Linked DNA regions of Homo sapiens: region 1 is linked to region 2. A link is an interaction called in ENCODE POLR2A ChIA-PET data of the cell type or tissue named here. Cell type or tissue: OCI-LY7. All regions are shown on one strand. Each heading gives the region's core, and the rest is flanking DNA. Links, peaks and the distances in the headings are about the cores only.

Region 1 (11,034 bases), core at 2,093-10,092, 68 kb before region 2:
GAGTCTTCATCATCTTTTCTATTCTTCTAAATAGTCATTAAACATCTCTGTGGGAGTATAAAGAAATAATGTAATTTGGCAGAATGTGATTTACCAGTGTAAGTTTGTCAAATTTGGCTTTATGACTATATTCCAGGAAAGCAGAAAAGCAAAACTCAATAAGGAAATAGTCTGCAACTAAATTTCAATAAATGTCCCAAAGCATGGAGCATTTGTGTCAAGGTCCTTTGCACATTAATTTAATATATTTTCTTTTGCAATTTTAAACACACTATTCCTTGAAGCTTATCCCCATGATGTAATATCACTGGATGACTGACCAGCTACTACATGAGTTCTAAAATTTCTACTTTTTTGATTGAGTAGTAGCTCTCTGATGGGAAAGGATGACTGTGTGTAGCCACAGAAAAGTGGAAGAGAAAATGGGAATGTACTAATGTCTTAGTCCATTTCTGTTGCTTATAACAAAATACCGGAAACTGGAAAATTTATAAAGAAAAGGAATTTATTTCTTACAGTTATGGAGGCTGAGGAGCTCAAGACCAGCCCTAGTAACATAGTAAGACCCCATCTCTACAAAAAATTAGCCAAGCACAGTGGTGTGCGTCTGTAGTTCCAGCCACTTGGGAGGCTGAGGCAGGAGGATTGCCAAAGCCCAGGAGTTTAAGGCCACAGTGAGCTATGATTGTACTACTGCACTCTAGCCATGGTGAGTGAGCGAGACTCTGTCCCCAAAAAATTTTTTTGGCCGGGCGCGGTGGCTCATGCCTGTAATCCCAGCACTTTGGGAGGCCAAGGCAGGTGGATCACAAGGTCAGGAGATCGAGACCATCCTGGCTAACATGGTGAAACCCCATCTCTACTAAAATTATAAAAAATTATCCAGCTGTGGTGGCGTGCACCTGTAGTCCCAGCTGCTGGGGAGGCTGAGGCAGGAGAATGGCGTGAACCCAGGAGGCGGAGCTTGCAGTGAGCTGAGATCACACCATTGCACTCCAGCCTGGGGACAGAGCAAGACTCCATCTTAAAAAAAAAAAAAATTTTTTTTTTGTAAATCACAGATCCATTCAGTATTCTACATTATATTATAGCATTACCATTAGGAGCAAGGGATTTGTGGTCAGGCTGCCTTAGTTCGAATGTTGCATTGGTCACTTCCTAACTGAGGCACCTCGAGCAAGCTGTTTACTTTCTCTGGGCCTCTGTAACCTCTCTGGGCCTTTCTGTACATAGGGACAGAAACAGCACCTCCTCTAGAATGTTGTTGTAAAGATTAAATGAGCTCACACATACAAAGATTACTTAGTTCCAAGTGCCTGGAACTTAGTAAGGCCTCACTGAAAGTTGAATGTTATCTCTCAGAAGCAATGCCTGAGATTCCAGAGTTTGTGCTAAATTCAAAGCATTGGAAATACATTTTAGATATATGCATAAAGTTATATATGACATTAAATGTAGGAAATCATGTTAGTTTATCAGGTGTTCCATCTTACAAGCAAGGAAGAGAAAACCAGTTATAGCTAGGAAATTTGACAAATTGGCAGCAATAGAAAAACATTTACAAATAAAACTCTTTTAATTGGGCACAATCTGCACATACGTGATGAGAAATGCTACTGTATGTTATAATAGCAGAGAATGCAGAATAACTGGGACTTGGGAATCTGCAACAAACTAAAGTTACTGCATTTAGATGGGCAATATATTGGGATATATCAAATCTAAAACTGTGGTCAACGTTCAGCTTATGTTCCCTTTGTTTCCTGAGTGTTTTCAGCTTACTGAAGTCAAATGACATTTTTCTGCAGATGGAAAATTATGAGCTGTTTAGGGAAATAAGCACATGTGCTAATTATGCTACATCATCTTTTCCATGAGAAGTGCAAATGCAACTTTTAAAAATAGTTTAGATAGAAAACAATTGATAGAAACTTTGTTTCCTTGTTTGTCTCTGTCTCTATGTCTCTCCCTTGCTTCCCTCCAATGAATAGTGGTGCCAATCTTTGCATTAACAAATATCAACCCAGCAAAAAAGGCTGCCAGTTGCATTTTTGAGGGGACGTCCATTTTGTCATTGTTGGGACACCAATTTTGTAGCAGGCTGTAAGCTCTGCTATAATGACTTTGATAGCTGGTAAGGTCCATGCAGGATTTCCCCTATAAGAATTCTGGAAACAAAAGACTTAATTGAAAATAGCTAAATGGCACTATTTATAAATGTATTCAGGTTTAGGAAATGGTAAATAATCATGTACACACTTTCAGGGAATTTATGATAACACTTTTTCCCTCCAGAACAAAGTTAACCTTTGTTGACTCAAATGCATTGGTGTTCCCATCTCGCTTGATTCATGTGGCTGGAAATGAGTTTGCATGCCAATGTGAGGCTGGTCATGTGATTCTTCTTGGAAAACATAAGAAGTATATCACTGTGATTTTGAGCTAAGAAGCATGAAACAGCCGCACATTTTCCTTTTACGTCTTCAAAGCAAACCCACTGATACACCCATGACAATTTATTCCAAACACAGGCTGTGTTTTGACACTAACCCCTTCTCCCCAGAATTTGGAGACAGCTCTGGCCTTTGGCTAGTTTAATGCCCTCACCTGCTCAAGTGTGACAGAGCATTTATTAAAGACAATTATAGAGCAACATTTATAGAACTAGAAATAAACACACAGGTTGCAAGTGAGAGTAATGAGAGTGAACGGCCATCATGGGCTTGGGCCCGAAGGGAGGTGGGTTGCTGTGGGGTCTCCAAAGCCCAAATCTCTGTCTTTCTTCTGGTTTTGTTTATGTAGCCAGTGAAATGCTACCACATCACTGACCTTGGACTCCCTCCTACCATGAGACTCTCCACCATCCTACAAATACTCAAAGGGAGTATTCTACAAATACTCAGAGTAGCTAAGGTAAATGTTATTAATCACAACTTTTAGGGAGTTCACAAGTTTATGAGCAAAGGAGAGGAAAACATGAACATAGTGAAAGCAGGAAATTTTGACAAATGGGCAGCAATTGCACACAGCTGATAGAGGAAAGGAAGCTGGAATCAATGGGTAACTATTCCCTTTTCCCTCAGTGGTCACACTAGTTGTATGAGCTAGCATCCATGAGAAGGAATGTTATTTATTCCATTGTGGTGGAAGGAAACAGCATGTGTCCTGCAAAACCTACCTGGCCATCCCAAAAGAAGTATTATCTTTCTCCTCTAAATTACCATAAAGCTTGAAATATGCTCCTTTTCATGGGAAATAACATCTGTTCTTCCTTTCAGTTGGATGGGGAGAGGGAGGAGAGGAAAAAAAATAATACAAAGAAATCCAAATAAACAATTAGGTTCAATAGTTACAAATGAATTACTTAGATTATTTAGATAGTGTGGTCAAGGAAGGCCTCTCTGAGGGGATGCATATAAGCTGGGACATAAAAAATTCAGGGGAGTTTGCTACAAAAGCAAGAAAAAGAATGTTCCAGAAGAGAGAGAACAGTATGTGCACAATGTGCAAGAAAATAAAAGACCTGGGGTGTGTACTTGAGGAGCTGAATGCAGGCAGGTTTGACTCGAAGTTGGTGAACATTCCTGAGGAGAAAAGAGCCTGACTACTACATCTAATTTCATTGGTCAAAATGGTTTTAAAAAGTACCTTTTTTTTTCCCTGGAATATATTGCTTGACCAGACACAGTAGATTTACTCTTATCATTTAGCATACTTTGTCCAATGCAGAAAATATAAAAACTGTTTCTTACTTAATTACTGACCACTGAAAAGCTTAAATTATAAAATGTATTGCCAATTAAAGATATTTCTACTTAAATTTTGGTTTTGTTCACAATACATATGAAAGTTCATAAATGCATTTCAATTTAAAAACATACATAAAACCCAATACAAGATAATTCCTCATTTTTGAAAAATGCACCCTTTTTGTTATCCCATCACCATGGGGAAATTATGAACTTACCAAGTAGCTTTATTATTATTTCTTCCATTTATTTTCCTTTGTATTTGAAAATCATAGAATCCAAAACTAGAGAAACAGTAAGTAAGAAATGTATTGCTTAAAGGAGTAATACAATTTTTTTGGATTAATTCTGTTAAGGTTTGTAATTATGAAACAGCAGGAATGTTGTATTTTCCATCTTCATATTATGATGTAATTAATTTAGTTATTTTTACAGCACAAAAGAAACATGATACGTAAGTATGTGCAGGTAACAATCAGAAATTCACTCATTCAGTTAATGAAACTGCGGTGAAACCAAACAAAGCCCCTGCCTTCAGAGTTTGAATTCTAGCATGAAAGCTGATTGTAAAAAAGCTGACAACTAAATATATAACACAGCTGGGTGCCGTGGCTCACGCCTGTAATCCTTATACTTTGGGAGGCCGAGGTGGGAGAATTGCTTGAACCCAGGAGTTTAACACCAGCCTGGGCAACAAAGCGAGACTATGTCTCTACAAAAAATACAAAAACCCTTAGTCAAGCATGGTGGCACAGGCCTGAATTCCCAGCTACTCAGGAGGCTGAGGTGGGAGGACCACTTGAATCCTGAGATGTCAAGGCTGCAGTGAGCCGAGATCTCGCCACTGCACTCCAGCCTGGGTGACAGAGACTCTCTCTCTCTCTCTCTCTCTATATATATATATTTGCTCTCTCTCTCTCTCTCTATGTACATGTACACACACCACATATATATGATACAACATTATGTTATAATAAATGTATTACAATAGCTTATTGTGTTCATAGTGTTAAATAGCAAAATACTTATGTTCAGATTAGGCTGTTATGAAAATTTCTATTTTAGTCTATTTTAGAAAATCATGGAAAGCACACTCCTGTACAAAATACAATCAACATAGTTTGTTTCCTGTTATAAAAAGGTATAATTTGGAAAGTAACTTGGAGTTAAAGAAGAAGTTATCAGGCAGTTATTTTTGGCTCTGGTTTATGCAGTTTTAAAAAAATATGTGAAGTCAGGTTTGTGAAGAAAGTTCTTGTCTCTTTAGCTTCCTGTTTAAGTAGTAAAAAAGAAGTCTAGGAAAGTCCACTATGACCAAGCTATAATGACAGTTTATCCATTGGAGATCTTTTTTTCTCCCCTGCCCATAAGCATAACCTCAGAAAGATGAAACCCTCACCACAGCACATGTGTACATTTTGCTGAATTGATAAAAATTGCATAATTCAAATCCCAATCTTAGAAGTCAGGAATTACACTGGAGAACCTAACTGAAGCTGACGAGACTACAATTATAGAAAGATCAGTATTTGAGCCCTCAAAAGTCAGTTGTTTGGAATAATAATTACTACAAATTCAATAATTTAAAAAAATCATTCTTCAAAATCTCTTCACTAGATGGAAAATTCTATTCTTCTTACATAGAGATCCCTCTTTAGCTGGCTGAAAAAATAAAGTGAAATGTTAAAATAAGTAGCCCCGTTCCACAGTAATTTGTTTTGCATGTTAGTTAAGACGGTTACATGTGCTTTAGAGGTAATGAAGTATTTAGGATGTCAAAGAAAGAATTTTTTCAGTCCATTTTCATTCTTTCTAGTATGTTTCACATTAATGTGCCAAGGTATTTATTACTGATCATGTATCAGCGTATTTATTATTCATCACATGGCAATATATCAAGGCAACGATGAGTATTGAGACACTAAGTCTAATCAGGGTTATCACCTGTTAAATTTGAGAGCACAGATTTAACATATAGCATCTAAACTCCTATTTTCTGCTAATGTTAAATCTGACAAACATTAACTGTCTGCTACACTGAACCTTTTCAGAAGGAATCTGAGCTCAGTCACAGTGGATACATTTAATTGTCTTACTTTAATGTGAGATTCAGTGTAAAGTAGTACACCAAATGACAACTATGTATTAAACATTTTCCTTTCTTCTTATCTACTTAAGATTCACTTTCTGCCTGTAATCCCATTGCTGTGGGAGGCTGAGGCAGGCAGATCACTTGAGGAATTTGAGACCAGCCTGGGCAACATGGTGAAACCCCATTGCTACCAAAAAATTAGCGGGGTGTGGTGGTGCTTGCCTATAGTACCAGCTACTTGGGAGGCTGAGGTGGGAGGATCACTTAGGTCCAGGGGATTGGGGCTGCAGTGAGCCACGATCGCAACACTGGCACTCCAGCCTGGGCAACAGAGCGAGACCCTTGTCTCAAAAAATTAAAAATTAAAAAAATTAAAAATTAAATTAAGATTCACTTTCCAGGCATGCCAAAATCCCTCTGGGCCCTTCGAGGCAGAAACCAAGCATCTCTCAGGGCATTCATTCCATGCTGTCCAGTTGCACCAGTGGTCCCAGGAGCAGCTGCCTGGATAACTTAGGTCTCCACAGTCTCCTCTTGCTCTGGTATCTGTAGCTGTTGAAGTTTTAGTTTTCACTTCCCTCTCACTTCTTGCAACTGCAGTCTTTTTTCTAAATCATTTTGCCCCCCTCCAGACAATGCCTTGATTCCTTCATTGACTAAAACAACAACAACAACAAACACACAAACCCCCACAAGATATTTATATATAGCATCCTATTACTGAAGCTTTGGAGTTGTACAGTAGAATTACAGTATTACTGACTACCAGCCAAAGGTTAAAATTTAATAATAGTCATCATGGTTCTACCGTGGCCTCCATTGGCCATCTATCCACCATTTCTTACTGGCTGTCTCTCCTTAGACTTGTTTGCTTTCACTCTTGGTCACTGCATTGCCCACTCCTGCTCACGTCCTTTCCCTGTCATCTCCAGTATTAGTCTGCTAGAGCTGCTACACCAAAGGACGCAGACTGGGTGTATTCTGTGAAACAACAGAAACATATTTTCTTACAGTTCTGGAACTAGAGTCGAAGATCAAGGTGTAGGCAGGTTCGATTTCTCCTGAGGCCTCTCTCTTTGGCTTGCAAGTGGCTGCCCTTTTTCTGCACCCTCACCTGGCCCTTCCACTGTGCACACACATCCCTAGGGTCTGTGTGTCCTAATCTCTTCTTACAAGGACATAATCAGATTGGATTAGGGCCACCCTCATTTAAGTGACCTCATTTAAGCTTAATTACCTCTTTCAAGACCCTATCTCAAATTATAGTCACATTATGAGATTCTGGAGGTTAAGGCTTCAATCTATGAATTTTGGGAGACACACAATTCAGCCCATAACAGCTTCCAAGTCTTCTCCTCTTTTGTTTTACCCCCCAATCCCCAAATTTTAGTCCCATTTCTAAAGCAGAACAACTTTGTTTTCTATTCAGTACCTCTCTCTATGTTAAACACAAAATGATATCTACTTTCAGACTTCAGATGAAAGTTATTTATTTTTATTTTTTTGAGGCAGACTCTTATTCTGTTGCCCAGGCTGGACTGCAGTGGGGTGATCATGGCTCACCGCAGCCTTAACTTCCCAGGCTTAGGTGATCCTCCCACCCAAGCCTCCTGTGTAGCTGAGACTACAGGTGCACTTCACCATGTCCGGCTAATTTTTTGTATTTTTTTTTTGTAGAGACGGGGTTTCACCATGTTGCCCAGGCTGGTCTTGAACTCTTGGGCTCAACTGATCCTACCACCTCGGCCTCCTAAAGTGCTTGGATTACTGTGCTTTGCCCCAGGATGAGTTTTGACATTACAGTTTCTTCTATAATATAAATGAGTTCTGTGGTAGGATTCTTTTTACCATCAATCTTTGTGTGCAGTGGGAACAAATGTGATTTATTCTCTTTGTGCTGAAGTTCTCACAGGGCCATTAGATGGCTGGGGGTTGGCTGAGGTTGGTTTTCCTTTTGCATTTTCACATATTCTCTCTTGAGTTTACTCGCTTGCATTACAATAAGAATTTGTAGAGGTACTAATTCTGAAAGAAAAGGAAGTATCTTGTCAGCTGGTCATACACTGGTTTCAGGATTCTTTTTAAACAAAAGGTTATCCAGTCCATACCAGTTACCTTACATGAATAAGCCAAAGAAATGCAGTTGACTCTCCAAACCTCTCCTTCCCTAATCTCTCCCATCCTGATAGCTGCTCCTTCGATTCCACCCTTTTGGGGACTTTTCTTGCAATTCCAGGGCACTCTCAGCACTCATTTACTCAAGTCATCTTTATTGAGCAATTGGTCTATATTATCTTTAATCTTTACAACATTCCTGTAAGGTTGATATTATTAAATATATTTTACAGATGAGAGGTTGTAGCAGGTCTCAGTCAAAGTCACAGTCATATGCTACTTAGTGATAGAACCTGAAATTGACCTATGTCTGAACTGTTTTGAACAGTTTTTTAGTTTGTTAATATTCCATTTCTTTTCCAAACCTTTCAGTAGCTTGCTGCTTCCTGAAACAGTGTCTCCTAATTTACATTCCTTTGGCATTGACCCAGATCTCCTTCCCTTCAGTGCCTCCCACCAACTACTGTGCACCTCCTCTTGCCATGTATGACCCTGACTGACATACAGGTTCTTATGCCAGGTTCTTATGTCCCTGCTGTTTTCACTGTACAAGAATATCAGATGTAAGACACTCCTGCTTTTCAAATTCTCACAAGGGGCTGGAATTGTCAAAATTCTTAGTTGTGTCTTCAAACATTTGAAAACTGTAAGGTCTATCCACGTTTATATTCCTTCCCCCTGACCCTTTTTAAAATCAAAGAATATTTGCAGGGGTGGGTAATTATCCCCAATCTCATAATGTTATAAAATGACTCTTTTAAATTTTGCATTTCACCTCCCTATCCTGGTTGACATAGGTTTACATATTGGCTAGCTCCTTGTCCAGCCCTTTCTGGTTTAGGCAGGGAGAGAGGTGATTCATGCCCGTCAGGGTCATACATGGCAAGAGGAGGTGCACAGTAGTTGGTGGGAGGCACTGAAGGGAAGGAGATCTGGGTCAATGCCAAAGGAATATAAATCAGGAAACACTGTTTCAGGAAGCAGCAAGCTACTGAAAGGTTTGGAAAAGAAATAGAACATTAACAACTAAAAAACAGTTCAAAAGTGAATCAAGATGAAAAATTCATTAGGAGAGGCAAGAGAATGAAACAAGATGGCCAAGGGCCAAAGGAAATAAACATAGGTTGAAGAGCAGTTCAGGAAGAAAATCTTTGATTGTTATTATATTGTCCTTTATGCATATCTTAGCATGTATCATCAAGGCCCTGTTAAAATGTCACTAGGGCTGGAATTTTTGAATTTATCTCTCTATAATAAGATATGATTAACTTCTAGGTATTTAACTGCTTGGTGAGTCTTGTTTGATTCTTCTGAATTCCTTTTCTTCTTAAATGTTTTGTGCAGAAGAGAGACACAAACATAATCAGTGGTTAATTTATCAAACATGAAGACATCCTAACAACTCTGTGATATAACTTTATTGTTATTCCCATTGTACAGATGAGAAAATGGTGGCACAGAAATGTTAAGTACTTTTCCTATGGTTACAAAACAAGTAAGTGGCTAGCAAGGATTTGAAATGATTACTATGCAATATGTTAAGAGATAAAATGATACAGTATAAACAAATGAGGATCCAACGAATTCCGCTTGGATGAGGATCAGGGAGAGATGTACTAATGAAATTACATATCTCCTTTTGGGTTATTCCACAATTTGGTGCCCATATAAACGTTAATATTACCTCTGATTGTGCTCTCATGTAAATTTTACTGGTGAAACTGCTCTCATTACCCAGATACTGAAAGTAATAAATGAACAAGGATTTTTTCCTGTTTTTTTTTTTTAACCAAATAACCCTAAATCTTGTTTCATTTGTTTATTTTTTGAGACAGGGTTTCACTCTGTTGCTCAAGCTTTATCACGATTGAGCAGTGGCGTGATCATGGCTTACTGTAGCCTCAACCTCCACAGGCTTAGGTGATTCTCCCCGCTCAGCCTCCTAAGTAACTGGGACCACAGGCACAGGCCACCCTGTCTGGATGATTCTTGTACTTTTGGTAGAGATGGGGTTTTGCTATGTTGGCCAGGCTAGTCTCAACCTCTTGGGCTCAAGTGATCCTCCTGCCTTGGTTTCCCAAAGTGTTGGAATTACAGGCGTGAGCCACCTCTCCTGGCTGACCCTAAGTCTTAAAGACATTCCCACTCCACAGGGCTGGGGTGCTCCATTCAAGTTCAGGTTTGTTTCAGAAATTCTAAATATCAAGTACCATTTGTATAAACAAGTTTTAGTAAACAGATATGAAAGCAGTTATTCAATCTCATTCAGTTATTTGTCCTTTTTTCATTCCACAAGATCCACTTTATGGAAGCTTTGTCAATATTTTAACTGAGTTTTTTTTGTAAGAAGTAGTAGTGTGAATAACATGTTAAGATTCCAATAATTATATGTAGACTTCAGGGAGTTTGGATGAGAGAAGAGGGTATTTTCTGGACAAAATGTTTTCCTGTGAAGAGTTCTCCCTATACATATAATCCTAAGGATAAGAGTAAACTGGGCTAGAAAGATGAGTTAAATTTCCTTTTAAATGGCATGGTTCTTTAATAAAACTCCCCTAAGAAAAGTTCAACAGAACAAGGAAATAGGATTCATTTTCTTCGCAAAACATTTATCAGCTAGTGGGAAAGGTCTAGTTTTTCTGAATTTTCCATTTTTTATGTTGTATGATCATAGGAATAAAAAGCGACAAAAATTTCTAATCCAAATGAAATTAGGGAAAAACCATGGTGAATTCCAGTCCTCAGGGAACATAGGATTCTAGCTAATGGAGGGTTTATTAAAAAGTGTTTTTATCGTTCTGAATACTAATGACACCTTATAACAATACGCTGCCTGTAGATATAAAAACTGAAGACGTTGAAGGGATTAGTTATCAATACATCAGATCATTTCTGAACAGAATTTTATTAAAACAAAACAGAACAAAAATATAAAGTTATTTTCCTTATTATTTATATTTTTCTAATTATGTATGGGAGAAACCTTTTATCAACTGGATATTTTTATTGTGTTTTTGTTTTTACAGCTTTATTTTAATGATATTATGATTTGAGTTGGTAGGGATATTCCACAGCAAG
Region 2 (11,034 bases), core at 1,828-9,827:
TCATCTGCAAACAGAGACAGTTTCACTTCCTCTCTTCCTATTTGAATACTCTTTATTTATCTTGCCTGATTGCCCTGGCCAGAACTTCCAATACTATGTTGAATAGGAGTGGTGAGAGAGGGCATCTGTGTCTTGTACCAGTTTTCAAAGGGAATGCTTCCAGCTTTTGCCAATTAAATATGATATTGGCTGTGGGTTTGTCATAGATAGTTCTTATTATTTTGAGATATGTTCCATCAATACCTAGTTTATTGAAAGTTTTTAACCTGAAGAGATGTTGAATTTTATCAAAGGCCTTTTCTGCATCTATTGAGAAAATCATGTGGTTTTTGTCTTTGCTTCTGTTTATGTGATGGATTACATTTATTGATTTGCATATATTGAACCAGCTTTGTATCCTAGGGATGCAGCTGACTTGATTGTGGTGGATAAGTTTTTTAATGTGCTGCTGGATTTGGTTTGCCAGTATTGTATTGAGGATTTTCACATCAATATTCATCAGGGATATTGGCCTTAAGTTTTCTTTTTTTTATTGTGTCTCTGGTAGGTTTTGGTATCAGGATGATGCTGGCTTCATAAAATGAGTTAGGGAGGAGTCCTTCCTTTTCAATTGTTTGGAATCATTTCAGGAGGAATGGTACCAGCTCTTTATACCACTGGTAGAATTCAGCTGTGAATCCATCTGGTCCTGTGCTTTTTATGGTTGGTAGGCTATTAATTACTGCCTCAATTTCAGAACTTGTTATTGATCTATTCAATAACAAGATTTATTCTATACTATAAACACCTCTATGCAAATGAACTAGAAAATCTAGAAGAAATGGATAAATTCCTGGACACATACAACCTCCCAAAACTAAACTATCGGGGGAACCCACCCCCGATAATTCAACATTATTTCACGTAGGTTCTTTTCTATTTCCCTAAGTGTCTGCCAGTCTGAGAAATAAAGGCAAAGAGCACAAAAGAGAGAAATTGTAAAGCTGGGTGTAAAATAATAATTCTTGTTATTGACTTCTTCCTGGTTTAGTGTTGCGGGAAGTCAGTGACCCCGAATGGAGGGACTGGCTGAAGCCATGGCAGAAGAACATAAATTGTGAAGATTTCATGGACATTTATTAGTTCCCCCAAATTAATACTTTTATAATTTCTTATGCCTGTCTTTACTGCAATCTCCCGAACATAAATTGTGAAGAGTTTATGGACATTTATCACTTCCCCAGTCAATACTCTTGTGATTTCCTATGCCTGTCTTTAATCTCTTAATCCCGTCATCTTTGTAAGCTGAGGATGTATGTCACTTCAGGACCCTGTGATGATTGCGTTAACTGCACAAATTGTTTAAACAATATGAAATCTGGGCACCTTGAAAAAAGAACAGGATAACAGCGATGTTCAGGGAACAAGGGCGATAACCATTAGGTCTGGCTGCCTGAGAGCTGGGCAGAACAGAACCATATTTCTCTTCTTTCAAAAGCAAATAGGAGAAATATCGCTGAATTCTTTTTTTCAGCAAAGAGAATGCCTTCCTAGGGGAAGGTCTCTGAAATGGCTGCTCTGGGAATGTCTGTCTTTTACGGTTGTAGGTAAGGGAAGAAATAAGCCCTGGTCTCCCATAGCGCTCCCAGGCTTATTAGGACGAGGAAATTCCTGCCTAATAAACTTTGGTGAGACCGGTTGTCCGCTCTCAAACCCTGTCTCCTGATAAGATGTTATCAATGACAATGCGTGCCCGAAACTTCATTAGTCATTTTAATTTCACCCGGGTCCTGTGACCTCACCCTGCCTCCATTTGCCTTGTAATATTTTATTACCTTCTGAAGCATGTGATCTCTGTGACCCAACACCCTATTTGTACACTCCCTCCCCTTTGAAAATCACTATTAAAAACTTGCTGGTTTTGTGGCTTGGGGGGCATCACGGAACCTGCCGACACATAATGTCTCCCCTGGACACCCAGCTTTACAATTTCTCTCTTTTGTGCTCTTTGCCTTTATTTCTCAGACCAGCAGACACTTAGGGAAATAGAAAAGAACCTACGTGAAATAACGTTGAATTATCGGGGGTGGGTTCCCCCGACAGTTTAGTTTTGGGAGGTTGTATGTGTCCAGGAATTTATCCATTTATTCTAGATTTTCTAGTTCATTTGCATAGAGGTGTTTATAGTATTCTCTGATGGTAGCTTGTATTTCTGTGGGATCAGTGGTGATATTCAATTTATCATTTTTTATTGTGTCTATTTGATTCTTCTCTCTTTTCTTCTTTATTAGCCTGGCTAGCGGTCTATCTATTTTGTTAATTTTTTCAAAAAAATCAGCTCCTGGATTCATTGCTTTTTTGGAGGGTTTTTATATCTCTATCTCCTTCAATTCTGCTCTGATCTTAGTTATTAATAATTTTTAATTTGATGGGATAAATTGTAAGTCAGGAGTTACACATGGGCAGAACAGGAAGGAAATGAAAACGTACTGAGTGACTGTTACATGTTACATGTTACAGTATTAGCTCATTTAATCCTGAGAACAGTACTGTAGGGAAAGAATTATTATGCCCATCTCACAGATAAGGAGTTACACAGACTTGGCCCTTCATTATTTTCAACTGTGTGATCCTAGGCAAGTGATTTAACCTTTTTAGCCCTCAGTTTCCTCATTGGCTAAAATGGAGACAGTAAAGTATGCAGGTCCTAGGGGTATTGTCTGGATTAAATTCAATAACAGACATTAAAGTTTTAGCCCAGCACCTGCCTTATGACAGTTTATACATACTGGCTTGCTATGTGCCAGGTACTGGCTGAGAAACTTAAATTTATCATCTCATTAAATCTTCACACAAATGTTATGGTAGGCACTCAATTGTTATGTTGTTCTTACAAGTAATAACAAGCTTTATTAATTATTTTACTGTGGCTCAGAGAGATTCTTACTCATCCAAGATCAATAAACTAACAAGTGGCAGAACTGATATTCCAATTTAGCTTTATTTGAGGGCAAAAGCCAGACACTTTTAAGAATATCTCACATTAGAAAATGATGGGAATACTCATAAATTACCTAAGCTATTTCATCTCCCTGTCTCTGATTTGGAGACCTATAAGAGAATAAGCCACTGCTAGGTACAGGATCACATTTTAAAAATCGTGACGTATTTAAAAAATGGAGAAAAATGAAAATGTGATGTGGATGGAAAGAATGTGTGTATGAAAACAATCAAGGTTGTAGCTGGAAGAGGGCCTACAATATCAGTGATACTTGAGCATCTATGATTGTGCCTAGTCTTTCAGTATGGCATTAAAATAAAGTGCATATTAACATGAGTGCATATGCCTGAGCATTGAGAATCTATGCAACATTATGTCTCATGTCTCATTAGACAGGAGACAAAGTGAGGCACATGAGAACATACAATCGCTTTACTAGTTTTAAATTCCACACCTAAGTTATAAACCAGATTTCTGCAACTACATGCATGTGACACAATTATAAATATATAGGCAGCATCTAATGTACTTTTATTAGGTACCCCTGTGAATAAATCCACTATTTTTGGATGGAGACTTCTGCTTAGGGTGGAGGCATGAGGAAGAGAAAGAGGAAGAGATGTTTGCTCAATTACCACTGGGTTCATTTTAGAATTTAGGATTTTATTTTCCTAATGTGGTTTGCAAATTTAGGGACAGATGTGAACTTTGCTAGACGAGATTTTGAAGACTATCTTGGAGAAGGATTGAGCCAGGAGAAGAAATATGAACTTGGCATCTGACAGGGAATTTGAAAGAAAATAGAAATGTTTAGTGTGTTTTATTATTATTGTTTTATTTTCTGTGTGGCATATGTGTTTCTGTCACCCATGAAATTGTCATCCAAATTTGCCTTTTGGGAGCTAATGCTTGAAAGAGTAATTGTTGTCTGTGTGTTTTTGTTTGGTTTGGTGGAAGGATAAAGAGGGCCCTACTTTAAGGTGGGGGAGAACACACTCACCTACGTATGACTACTTTTTCCAGCCTGCAAAAGCCATAGCCTTGAACCTGTTGTACTCTCAGTTTATAACTCTTTTCCGTAAATACTTATTTCTGTTTATACAAGACCTTTCCACCTCTGAGAATATGATACAATTTCCCTGAGCAGGTTAGTACAAGTTAGGCAAAGTGTTGGGTCAGAAAACAAGTGACAACAAAACGTGGCATTATGATGAACTTAAATTGACCCTGATTGGATCTGGTGTATGTGGCCTCTTGGAGTGAATTCTGTCTTCATTTGGTACATGGACTGAAAGTTTGTGGGGCCCTTGTACTGCCCATATCTTTTTTAATTGGGAATCTCTGTACTGGTAACTGGAAACAAGTTTTACTCCTTTTTGGTGATTCCTCCTGCAGACATCAATTAAACTTGACTATAGCACTAACTTGCTTAGTTAAAGCAAGAAGAAAATTCCTTTGCTCTTGTACTCTCTGCTGGGGCCTCTGGTGGATGCTGAATGCCCTGTTGACCTCTGACAAAATCTGCAGCTGGTGAATTTGTTACCTATTCTCCCGGTTGGGTCGGGCCCAGTGGTTCTCCTCTGCTGCCTTAACCCTACCTGGGGTTGCTGGCATTGTAGGCCCCTCACATCTCTGCCATGTCATCCATGCAGCCTTAATCCAGCCTGCCTGCTTTATGACGTCATTCACCATGGCTGTCCCTCAGCAAGATTTCCACCCCTCTGGTCAGCTCTCTTCTGTGCCTACTCTGGGGCACATTGGAGTTTCCGGATTTCTCTCTCGCACTTCAGAGCTTAGAGAGGAGAACAAGTGCTAATCTGACTGTCTGTCTGCCTAATCACAGCACACTACTGTGTCTCTGTTATATCCTGGGGAGCATCTTTTCGGATGTTATGTTTCCTTGTGAAGCTTGATCTCTTCTTGACTGTTCCCCGGAAAGCCAGGCAATTATTCCTTCTGCTCTAGGAAATGCCCAACCCTGTCATGAAATTTATCTGGGTTTTCTATCTCTTTGCCTCTTGGGCTCAAGTTCAGGGAAGTCTGACTGTACATTTCTGTCTTCATGTATCCTTGTTCCTCTCCCCCGAGCTTTCCTCCTTCCCTCCTTCCTCCACCTGCTACACGCAACTTCACATTTCATCTCCCTCACTCCAGCTTTATTCTTGGCTTTATTCCATGGTGTATGAGGAGACGGGTGGAAATAAAAGGATGTACTAACAAAAGAACATCAATTAGAAAACATTTAGCAAACGTAGTGTACTTATTTCATGTTCAAAGCACATGAGAGAACTGAAAGATAAGAAAGGACAAGTTCATCATTCTCACAGACCTTACGAAAGTCTAGTTGGAAGATGTGCCCAGCGAACACTAAGAAAGACAAATGAGGGTAGACCATACAATAGAAATGGGCAATATTTTGAGAGATTTGGAGAGGGAGATGCCTAATGGAGGGTGAGAGTGGAGAATTTTTGAGGGAAGAAAGGAGAAGTCATAGACAGCAGGTGGAGAGAAACGGGTTGGACAAGGCAGAAAGAAAGGCACGGTGACATGGTAGAATGACAGTGTAACCGTCTGTGCTGTGCAGTCACGTGTGGCAGGAAACACATCTGGAAGTCTGATCGGGTCTCAGGCTCTCTGGCCTCTGTATCGCCGTCTTATCAGAAGAGAAAATGTAGGCAAATCTTTACCAACCCGATCATACTTTCTCTGCTAATCTCTTATCTCTAAGTAAATTGTTTGCTTGTCCAATTAAAAATTCCCACCCCAAACTTGCATAGTTGGATAGTTAGAACCCTTCTCTTCTGACTCATGAGGGAGAGAGAAATTATAACTTAGTTTACTTTTATAGAGCTATTTGTGGGACTGTCTGGTTTGCCTGTGAATAATGGTTCTTTTCTTTCTTCGTTTCTCACCAGCCAGTGTGGTTTGTGATTTAATAGCCAGGCAGAACACTAAAATTAATACTTGGTAATATTTTAAGCCCAAATGAGGACAAGAGAGGGGGAAATTTTAAGTTATTAGTTTTTTTGTGTGGGAGCTTACTGTCTCCTTTGGAAAGCATTTAGGCCAGGCAGAACCTCACCATTAGTTTTTTGTTTTTGTTTTTTTCAAATGAGCGTGAAAAAGGAAATGTCCCTGTTCCTGCTTTATTTTTCCTTTAAACACAAATCAATTCCTAGATGAGAAGATAGGGTTTAAAACCCAGTTCCTGGCACAATGAAGTGATGGCTTGCAGAGATCAATTTACTTAAAAAAAAAAAAGATACAATTCTGCTTCTTTTGTGAGTAAAGTTTTTTTGTGTGTGTCAATGGAAGAGAGACATGTTCTTTTTGTGTGTGTGTAGGTATTGGGGAGTTCAGGTAAAGAAAGAGTGTAAAAAATAAGACTTACATAAGATACCTAAGCAGGTGCACTTTACCAGAATAAGATTTGTGGCCACCTTATTTTCCCTTTTTCTTTAATGCCTTTGAAGGAAGCTAATTTTTTTTTTCCTAAAAGAAAACAATTCTTCCTCTTGCAATAGTAGAACCAAGAAGAAATGGACACTTGACCACTCTTTGCTTTGGGGAGGAGCATTTATTTTTTCTAGCGTCTGCTAGGAAATATTCAGATAATACAGAATATGCATTTTGGAAAGATGTGGGCCTGCACATATTTCCCATTATTGCCTCTGATGATGTACTGTGTACAATCATGTTAATGGACTTGTCATAAAATTGAATAAATGATTGTAAGGAATATTTATTTTTTGTTATTTGTTTAGATTTGCTTTTCATTTCTACTGTTAAAATCCTTGATAGAATTTGGATCTGTGTCCCCACTCAAATATTATGTTGATTTGTAATCCCCAATGTTAGAGGGCCTGGTGGGAGGTTAACTGGATGATGGGGATGGATTTCCTTCCTGGTACTGTTGTTATGATAGTGAGTGAGTTTTTGTGAGATCTGGTTATTCAAAAGTGTGTTGCAGCCAGGCACGGTGGCTCACGACTGTAATCCCAGCACTTTGGGAGGCCAAGGCAGGTGGATCACCTGAGGTCAGGAGTTCGAGACCAGCCTGGCCAACATGGTGAAACCCCATCTCTACTAAAAATACAAAAATTAGCTGGGTATGGTGGCAGGCACCTGTAATCACAGCTACTCAGGAGGCTGAGGCAGGGGAATTGCTGGAACCTGGAAGGCGGAGGTTGCAGTGAGCCGAGATCATGCCATTGCACTCTGACACGGGCTGACAACAGGGTGACTCCATCTCCAAAAAAAAAAAAAAAAATTCGTGTTGCACCCCCCGCCTCAACCTCTGGGTTCTGCTCCTTTCATGTAAGAGGCCTGCTCCTGCTTTGCTTTCTGTCATGATTGTATGTTTCCTGAGACCTCCCCAGCCATGCTTCCTGTACAGCCTGCAGAACCATGAGCCAATTAAACCTCTTTTTCTTATAAATTACCCGGTCTCAGGTATTTCTTTATAGCAGTGTGAGAGCAAACTAATACAATCCTCCATCACTTAATATACGTTACTTGATTTCATCCTAGCAGCAATACAAAGCTTGGTATGATTGGTCTCATGCTGTTGATGAAACCGAGGTTCAGAGTAGCTAAATGAAGGACAAAACTTGGATAGAATTCCAAGGCTTTTTAACTGTGAGCCACAAGCACTTCCTAGTTTCTTTATATCCTATTCTTCCCAAGACAACTATGTGTAGATAGTGGAGTCCTTAGTGACTATTTGTTCATAATAAAAATAATTTGGAATCTTTTAAGGTAGGAAAAAAATAAGTAAATCTACTCAAGATGCCTCCAGGAGCCTCCTGTTTAATATTCAAGTAGTCCAGGCTCCCATCAAACATGACTACGGGAATCTGGTAATTTTATCAGATTCTTTTATTCTTGGTATTTCTGCTCTGACTGTTGTTGGTTTCCTTGGCCACTTCCCATATGCATACTCATTCTCTTACTATCAGATCACCAACTTTTCAGTCTTTCCTTCCTCCCTTGCAGATTTCCTCAAATGTGGACAAGAGCCCCTAAGTTCTTTTTAGAAAAACGTTTCAGAAGGCTCACAAATTACAGAGGGAAATTATAATGCAGTAAGGAAAGAAAACCATGAAACTCCACACATAATATCAGTAGATACAAATTCAAGATATTTGTAACATCTGCCGGCCTCCCACCTCCATAGAGGCCAACTATTTCTAGGCTCCTTGAGGGTGGCAGGCCAGGGACCATTCCAGATGGGTGTGCCTCTCTCTATCCCTGGATTGCAGGTTCCCCACTCTCAAGGGGATATGCCAGTCTATGCCCACCCCTGAGTTACCATCCTTGACCTCATCTTAATGATTGCTGAGTTGCAGAGCTCCCACCAAACACTACTTTCTACATGAAGACTTGGAGCTGGTTGCTCCTCATCCCCCAACCTCTTTCTCCAGCAGAAGGCTTGGCGTTCACTTGTGCTTAATCAAATGACTCATTCAGTTTTGTGCCAAATTCATCATTTCCACAAAGAGAAAGTCTCCCACCTTCATAGAGCAAAAGAAAACTACTGATACATTTATGTATTTCTCTTGCTTTCTTTACAAGTATAGGAATATTAAGGTCCAGGCTCTAAGAATCTTAATACTCAAACACAGTTGAAAGCCTATTTTTGTTTGTTACTCCTTAAGGCAAGTTTAATACCTTAGCTGTAATAGCTTATGAAATGTTCAGATTATTTTCTTTTACTTTTGAGTAGAAGAGATGATGCTCTACTACATTTAAGTAAAAAGCAAATTATGATGTGGGATAGGATGGGTCCGTGGGGAGATTTGAAATATTTGCTGTCAGTGGGTACTTTGCAGAGGTCTTGGAGCTCTACCAGCTATGGAACACTGAAACTTTTCTGTTGAAATGTTTTGTAAGTGATTGCTATTAAATATGTCTTCAGGATTTTGTTAAGAACTAGTTCACTTAGCTGGTTAGAACACTATGCTGTTTGTTTTGTTTGTTTGTTTCTTTTTGCCAGGCATGGTGGTGCACATCTGTGATCCCAGCTTCTCAGGCACAAGAATCACTTGAACCCAGGAGGTGGAGGTTGCAGTGAGCCAAGACTGCACCACTGTACTTCAGCCTGGGTGACAGAGAGAGACACTGTCTCAAAAAAAAAATTCTATTATTATTTTTTCCATCTATCTAACCAGGTGAAAAAAAATTTTTTTTAATTTCCTTCCTTCCTTCCCTTCCTTCCTTCCTTCCTTCCCCCTCTCTCTTTCTTTTTCTTTCTTCCTTTCTTTCTCTCCTTTCCTTCTTTCTTTCTTTCTTTCTTCCTGTTTTTTTTGTGGAGACAAGTCTTGTTTTGTTGCCCAGGCTGGTCTCAAACTCCCGGCCTCAAGTAATCCTCCTGCCTTGGCCTCCCAAAGTGCTGGGGATTACAGGTGTAAGCCACCTCCTGGCCCTCTATTTTTATTTATTTTTTCTTCAACTTTTAAGTTCTGGGGTACATGTGCAGGATGTACAGGTTTGTTACATTGGTAAACGTGTACCATGGTGGTTTGCTGCACAGATCATCCCATCACCCAGGTGTTAAGTCCAGCACTCACTAGCTATTCTTCCTGAAGCTCTCCCTCCTCCCAACAGTGTGTGTTGTTCCCCACCATGTGTCCATGTGTTCTCACTGTAGATCACTACACTCTTAAAACAAATGTTCAAATGACATTTGGATGAGTAAGCTTAATTCTATGAATAGGCCACAGATTCTCCTTTTAAAATTTAAATTAAAAAATTATGCTAATACTATAGTTAGACTTCCTGAATTCAAACCAATTGTTTACTGTGTGACCTTGAATAAGTTACCTAATCTTTCTGTGCTAATTGACTGTAATATTGATAATATCTGCCTCATAGAATTGTTGACAAAGATTAAATGGAATTGTAAGTGTAAGGCCTTAGCCCAGTGCTTGATACACAATGCGTGTTCAATCAATGTTAACTATGATTATTAGTGTTAGTAATACTAGTAGTCGTTTTACCTAATAGGGGTCAATAAAAATGCAACTGTTGGGTAATCAATGATATCACATACAGCAGAGTTAAGGTTTGAGTCTCTGGAGCCAATTGTTGGTTCTGCTACTTGCAAGTTGTTTGGCTTATGTAAACTACCTAGCTTCTCTATGCCTCAGTTTCCTAATTTTGCAAAATGGGGATGATAATGATACCTACCTCACAGTGTGTTTTGATGATTCAATGAGGTAATCCATGTTAAGAACTTGATGTAATGCAAGGTATAGAGTAAGCCCTCTATTCATTTTATCCTTCTGTTGTTATTATCATTGTTTGACTTTTACTACTCTGAATAGTAACAATATCCTGAAAAGACTGCATCTTCCAGGATATAGGGAAGCATCTAAAAGTGTGCAGGGCTGAAGAACACTGGCAGGTCAAGAAGTCAAGGAAAGGGTATCTAATTAAAATTCTCAGAAAAATATTTTGCTGTAACCAAAAATGACAAGAATAGGCCAAAGACAAATTCTTGTGGAAGGTACCAGGGGAACTCTTCTAAATGTTCACACAAATAGTCAAGGATGTGGCTTATTGCCTCACCTGAAGGAAGGGTTTCCCTCCCCTCCAGGACTCCAGTTAGTTCTGTGTCACAGCCATGTCACCCCCACCCCTTTCCTGCCCAATGCCACTTCCCGAGCTGGTGAGATTTTCCTCTGACAACTCCTAGGGATGCAATGACATTGTTGTTTTATAGCTTCACTAGGAGGAATGTGATGTGAAAAATAACTCCAGCTCAGGAAATTGGAGATTTGGCTTTTGGCCCTGATGTATCAGTTGACCTTGGGCAAGTCATTTATGTTTTGCTGTTTCAGTTCCATTAAGTGTAAAGTAGAATGAATAATGTCTACCCTTCCAAATGTGCAGGATCACTTTGAAGAATGAACATGTGCAGAAGCCATTGGAAAATTTCAAATACTTTTCCACATTTAAAATTGTATTATTTGCCTGGATAACATGGTTTAGTGTGATAAAAATAGCAGATGCTTGGAGATGGGAAGAAGACCTGAGATCTAATTTCATCTCCG

What was found. ChIA-PET counts read pairs that join two places held together with the same protein. Peaks named below come from ENCODE experiments on the same cell type or tissue, not always from the same donor. Only the 100,000 strongest peaks of a DNase experiment are listed, where the experiment ranks them.
Region 1: POLR2A ChIA-PET joins it to region 2 with 5 read pairs; 3 of 35 experiments call an interaction of 5 or more read pairs at or near these places.

What each region holds. Positions count from the first base shown.
Region 1 is chr4:87,948,055-87,959,088 of GRCh38, reverse strand. No RefSeq gene overlaps it. Among named protein-coding and RNA genes, the nearest start is that of SPP1, 22 kb to the left of the region's middle. In OCI-LY7, for the core only: no CTCF peak of the experiment used is centred there; no DNase peak of the experiment used is centred there.
Region 2 is chr4:87,879,925-87,890,958 of GRCh38, reverse strand. No RefSeq gene overlaps it. Among named protein-coding and RNA genes, the nearest start is that of MEPE, 52 kb to the right of the region's middle. In OCI-LY7, for the core only: no CTCF peak of the experiment used is centred there; a DNase peak (open chromatin) is centred at 5,558; H3K4me3 peaks cover 346 bases; H3K27ac peaks cover 1,379 bases.